Linked DNA regions of Homo sapiens: region 1 is linked to region 2. Evidence: read pairs that join two places in POLR2A ChIA-PET (ENCODE). Cell type or tissue: PC-9. All regions are shown on one strand. Each heading gives the region's core, and the rest is flanking DNA. Links, peaks and the distances in the headings are about the cores only. Region 1 overlaps TAGLN3 (transgelin 3). Region 2 overlaps PHLDB2 (pleckstrin homology like domain family B member 2).

Region 1 (2,914 bases), core at 127-2,626, 67 kb after region 2:
GCAGTGACCCAAATGGCTCTGCTGAGAGTGAGAATGGGGTAGCTTTCCCCTGATGGAGAGACATGGTATTTTAAAGGGTATTCAGATGATGGTTGAAATAGATTTCTAGCAGAGGACCATTCTACTACTCACCACACTATGATTTATAAAGAAACAATTGCCTCCTTAATCCTCGGCGTCATGCAAAGAGCTGGCATTGCATGTTTCCCTCATAGGTGAGTGGTTAAAATCCTACGATGCTAATAAGTTTACCTTGTGGTTTGCCATTATTTAGAAACTCAGATATTCAAAACTGCAGGCCAGGCCAGGCTATGGATCTTGCTGTTGAGCCTCCAAATTCTCATGTAATTTCACAGTTGAGATTTGATCCTTGCTTCCTCGATCAAAACTATGATGATTTTTTCTAGCTAATACAGATAGCTACATAGCTACTGCTTATTGATGTTTTCCTATGCACAAGGCATTGTACAAGTGCTTTATTGCATAATGTCAGTCAGTTCTGCTAACAATCCTATGAGGTAAATGTTTTTTAATTTCCCCATTTCAAAGATGATGATACTGAAGCTTGCCCATGATTTCTTGTGTCCATGAGATAGCAGAGCCAGAATTCAAACCTGGGCTCTCTGACAGCAAAGAATAGAGCCTTAACTAGTCTGCCAACCCATTCTTGAGCCAGGAGGCTTAGTTTCCTTCACCTACACCGTGAGTGTGCTGTTGAATCATAATGGTGACTAGGTGATGAGGATGAAGAGGAGGTGGGGGAGGAGGTGAGGAGGAGGAAGATGACTCAGGACTGTGTAGGACAGAAGGATAGGAGAGTCAGTGTGAATGGAAGGGACCCGGGTGAGTCCCCCCCCCACCCCACAAAGTGCAGGAAGTGTGTGGGAGGAGGAAGAAGCCAGGAGGTCTGTGGGAGGTGAGGATTCTGAGAGCTTTCCTGTCTTCATGCTACTGAGGATGCTTTACTTGTCTCTCCCCTTTTTACAAAGAACACAAAGGTAAACTTTACTCGTCAGAGGTGCTCACAGCAAGTGTGGAGGAGTGTAGGGAGAAATAGTCCCTGATGTACAGAGTCGGAGGAGGTATACACCACCTGCCCCAGACCCGTGTGTTAGACTCCTCTAAAGAAAGAGGGAGGCCTGGAGGGATGAGTGTGGTCGCCTGAGCCAGGGCCGTGGACCAGTCAGCTCCAGGGCAACAAGACAGACACTAAGACTCCCAGCCCTAGGGTAGAAAAATGGGGCTTTAAAGGAAATAAGGAAGGAGGTCCACTCCAAGGGCACCTGGGCTGACAGGTAGCAGGAAGAACTGTAGGTAGGTCATGCAGTAGGTAGGGTTGAACAGGAGAGCTGTCAATAGGAAAGCAGGTGCTTCAGAGTTTCCAAATGGCCCCAAGAGGCCCCAGGGTCTGGTGGCTGACTCTATGGAATGGCCAAAGTCCAGGGAGATTCATTATAAGTTGGAGGGGATATCTGATATTCCCCAGGATCACTGTCTGAAGCTTAGGCCAATGCTGGTCACCATACAACAGGGCAGGAGGTACAAAAGTGGGTCGCTTTGAGCAGAGAAGCAGGAAGAGGGAGGGGAAGGCTGACAGTACTGCAGAGCAGACTGAGCAAGTGAGGCTGGGGTCCTTTCTGCAAGAACTGGTTGTTGCTCATGTGTTTTGGCATAAGAAAGCTGAAATCAAAGGAATGCTGCGGGGCAGGGTTGGCACGTGTTATGTGTCTATGTGCATGTGAGGGGGTACATGTTTGTGCACACAGCTATTAGACTAGCTGTTTGCTTAGCTTAGTCCCACATTCTCCCTACTATTCTCTACCTTGACTGTGGTTTTAATGCTGTCCTCACATATCAACTTACATTAATTCTGGATTCCCTGCACCTTGGTTGTGGTGTCTGTGGCCACTGTGGCTCCAGCCCTCCTTGCCTAGGAGCTTCTTTTCCTCCTCTGCAAGTATTTCATGCCCAACCTCTCACTCTCCCATCTCCCCTACTCAGTGTCTTCTCCCAAGTAGGGCTCTGCTTGCCCACAGCTGCCCTCTGACTCTTCAGGCTGCCTGGATGTTGCAAACCCGTAAGTCTGGAGGAGCCCAGGCTTGCCAAATGCATTCTTGTTTAGGCTTCAATCACTTCTATAGGCTGAGGCCCCAGATGTACCACTATCCTTAATCCCCCCAGGTGAAATACTTCAGATAGACTGCAGGGTAATTGGAATACAAGATTGAAGGCTTTAAAATGAAACCCAAAGCTAAATGGTCCAGAAAAACAACACAATCACAGGGACATTATAGATAAAGCTACTGAAGTCCCCCTAGCAGGGAGCTGGGGTGACCACTTGCTTTCAGTGATGGAGAAGAAGTAGGGTGGCTTAGAGGAATGGAAGGGGCCTGGGAAGTCTTCTCTTGGAAAACAGAAGGTGAATGGCCTGGCAGATTACTTTTGGATTTGCCATGGGTGCCCTGGAAAGGGCAGGGGTGGGGCCATCTCAGCTGTCTATGATTCAGAAGAAAGTACTCTGCAGGTAAGACTTCAGCATCTTTTCTGTGGACAGAAAGTGGGAAAGGAAGAAAAGGCAGAGCAAGAAAGGTGGGGGGCGGGGGGTGTGTGTAAGAGAGAGAGAGAACATATTAGAGCAAGTGAGTGTGCTGGTGTAGTATCAGGACAGAAAGACTGCAATACAAGCTTATCCTGGAAAGTATTACAGGAGAGTACAGGCTCCTGAGTCAGAAATTAGACTGCCTGGCCAAACCTGTGCTCTACCACTTATCAATTAACTTCTCTAAGCCTCGATTTTCTCAGTTGTAAAGTGGGGATAATCATATGTATTTCACAGGGTTGATATGGAAAGTAAACAAGATAGTTCATTAGAAGTGTTTAGCATGGTTCATGATGATAGTAGAAGATAATAAAA
Region 2 (2,914 bases), core at 252-2,751:
CACCCAGGCTGGAGGGTAGTAGTGCGATCTCGGCTCACTGCAAGCTCCACCTCCCAGGTTCACGCCATTCTCCTGCTTCAGCCTCCTGAGCAGCTGGGACTACAGGCACCTGCCACCATGCCTGGCTCATTTTTCATATTTTTAGTAGAGTCGGGGAGTATCTTGATGTTTTAAAAAAATTTTATTCAGTGATCTACAATTAAAAGACCTTTTTACTGTCACTGGCTATAAAATTAGTTTATCCATTAGTCTTGGACAAGTCATTCAACTTCTATGGGCTGCAATATCCTCATATATGAAATAAGGAGTGTATTAGTCAGGGTTCTCTAGAGGGACAGAACTAATATGATATATGTGTATATAAGATAGATAGATAGATAGATAGATAGATAGATAGATAGATAGAAGGGGAGTTCATTAAGTATTAACTCCCAAAATCACAAGGTCCCACAACAGGCTGTCTGGAAGCTGAGGAGCAAGGAGAGCCAGTCCAAGTCTCAAAACTGAAGTACTTGGAGTCCAGTGTTCAAGGGCAGGAAGCATCTAGCACAGGAGAAAGATGCAGGTTGGGAGGCTAGGCCAGTCTAGTCTTTTCACGTTGTTTCTTGTTTTGTTTTGTTTCTGCCTGCTTTATATTCTAGCCACTCTGGCAGCTGATTAGATGGTGCTCACCCAGATTAAGGGTGGGTCTGCCTTTCCCAGCCCACCGACTCAAATGTTAATCTTTGGCAAGATCCTCCCAGACACACCCAGGATCAATACTTTGCATCCTTCAATCCAATCAGGTTGACAGTATTAATCACCTCAAGGAGGTTGGACTAGATTATTTCAACTGTCTTTTTCCATATTCCAAAAGTATGTAGTTAAAGTGTAAAAGTTAACAAAACCCTGAGCCCCATTTAAATTTGCTTCTGGAGTTGGCCATGAGCTGTTATTACTGCAATTTCTCCTGGTCATACCACATCTATTCTCTTCTTCCTGTCCCTCCATCAGGCAAAGAAAACATAAAGAACTGCATGTAAACTTCTGCCGTATACATTATTTAAAAAGTTACTGGAAAGAAAAAAGAAATTGCACAGAATTTCCTTTAGTGCAGCTGTTTTAGGTCCTTCATGCCTGGCCTTTGAGCTTGCCATCCAGTAGAGATATGTAATGCTCTTTTAGTGAGTGAAGTATAGTTAAAATTTTCATTCAATTAGTCATACATACTTCACTTTGAACTTCCTGTGTATATTATTCTGTGCTCAATTAAACTATTCCTTCCCCCAAATTCCATTCCCAGACTTCTTATTCATACATAAAATCTTGTAAAAGTTTTTATTCCTCTCCCTAATAGTTTTTTGTTTAAGATGTAAGTTTATATACACACATTTTGATGGTTTAGATAACTTGATCAGATGATTATGTCAGTGGAGTCTGAGTGCTGAGCTTAGCCTAATTTTCAACTTTCTTACTTAGTATGCCATTATTTTCATGCAGTGGTTTAAGTATTTACTACAAATAAATGAATGATTCTTTGACTTTCATGCAGGGTTAAAATAACACATATTGCATATTAGCCAGATGTGGAGTAAGCAACTGACTAGCAAAGTGTATATATTCTGAGTCATATGGCCACTTTGAATGAAGATTACTTATAAGCCAGAAAAAGGGCTTATTCCTTTTTTTTAAATCTCAGTAATCTTTGAACACAAATCAAGCTTAATTGGAAGACCTTATAAACTTGAGTGTATGTGCTTATTATGTCAGCCAGTGTATTATTTCAAAACAGAAGATATTGTTTTAAGCCATAACACTTGAGTTAGTTCTTAATTCCTTAATTCTTTTAACTCATTAATTCTTTTAGAAGTTATAAATTTGAAATGTCTGATTAACTTGAAATGTCAACCAAACACTTGAAATTGAGCACATATTTTTTTGGAGCCAAATAAAATGTAAAGAAGTGTTAAGAAATGTTGAATATGTTTTTCAAATTGTGTTTTTCCTGTTCTTAAGCTTTGAGAATTGTCTGTGTTGACATGATAGTCTTGTTGCTAATTACTCAGTAGCTAATAGCTCTTCTATGAATCATCCCTAGAGTAAAAGTCATTGCAGAAGATAGAAATACATTTCATTTTATCATAAAGCTTGCTTTATCATTAATATAAAAACCAGAGTGGGGATGGGGTTGAATATCGATATAGAAATAACTTAGCATATAATTATTTATCCAACTCTCTTTGATGATTTGATTGAAGAACAACCAAAAAATGCTTTGGTTATGTTAGCTATGTAGAGCTGTGAGCCACAGAGCCCAGCTGCCTCTTCCTTTTGGATGTAGATTATGTGTAGGTTATATTTATAAAAAATCTGGCTGGGTGTGGTGGCTTACACCTATAATCCCAGGTGAGTGGATCCATGTGAGTAGAGGCTGAGGTGAGTGGATTGCTTGAGTTTGAGACCAGCCTGGGCAATATGGCAAAACCCCATTCTACAAAAAAGTACAAAAATTAGCCAGGCATGGTGGTGTGCACCTGTAGTCCCAGCTACTTGGGAGGTTGAGGCAGGAAGATTGCTTGATCCTGGGAGGTCGAGGGTGCAGTAAGCTGTGTTGTGCCATGGCACTCCAGCCTGAGTGACAAAGCAAGACCCTGTCTTCTAAAAAAAAAAATTAAAAAAAAAAAAGGAAAAGAAAAAGAAATTTCCTAAACATACGCGATTTATAAATAATGTTAAAGACTCCAAAAATAAGAGGGTGTTTAAACAAAAAGTATATTAGAGAATAATCTATACAACATGCATCAATCTCTGCATGAATGCAGATGCATAAATATATTCCTGTCTTCAAGTACCTCATAGGTTAGAGAATGCTTTTTCTAGACCATCTGATTTTCATAATTTCTGATCTTCCTTAAATGTCCTCAAGATTATTCTG

The links. ChIA-PET counts read pairs that join two places held together with the same protein. Peaks named below come from ENCODE experiments on the same cell type or tissue, not always from the same donor. Only the 100,000 strongest peaks of a DNase experiment are listed, where the experiment ranks them.
Region 1: POLR2A ChIA-PET joins it to region 2 with 6 read pairs; 2 of 35 experiments call an interaction of 5 or more read pairs at or near these places.

What each region holds. Positions count from the first base shown.
Region 1 is chr3:112,001,795-112,004,708 of GRCh38, forward strand. The region is part of intron 3 of TAGLN3 (transgelin 3); the gene reads left to right. Among named protein-coding and RNA genes, the nearest start is that of TAGLN3, 4.3 kb to the left of the region's middle. RefSeq lists an enhancer at 151-1,350. In PC-9, for the core only: no CTCF peak of the experiment used is centred there; no DNase peak of the experiment used is centred there.
Region 2 is chr3:111,935,138-111,938,051 of GRCh38, forward strand. All of the region lies in intron 6 of PHLDB2 (pleckstrin homology like domain family B member 2), which reads left to right. Among named protein-coding and RNA genes, the nearest start is that of ABHD10, 42 kb to the right of the region's middle. In PC-9, for the core only: no CTCF peak of the experiment used is centred there; DNase peaks (open chromatin) are centred at 1,234 and 2,034; H3K4me3 peaks cover 1,240 bases; H3K27ac peaks cover 2,500 bases.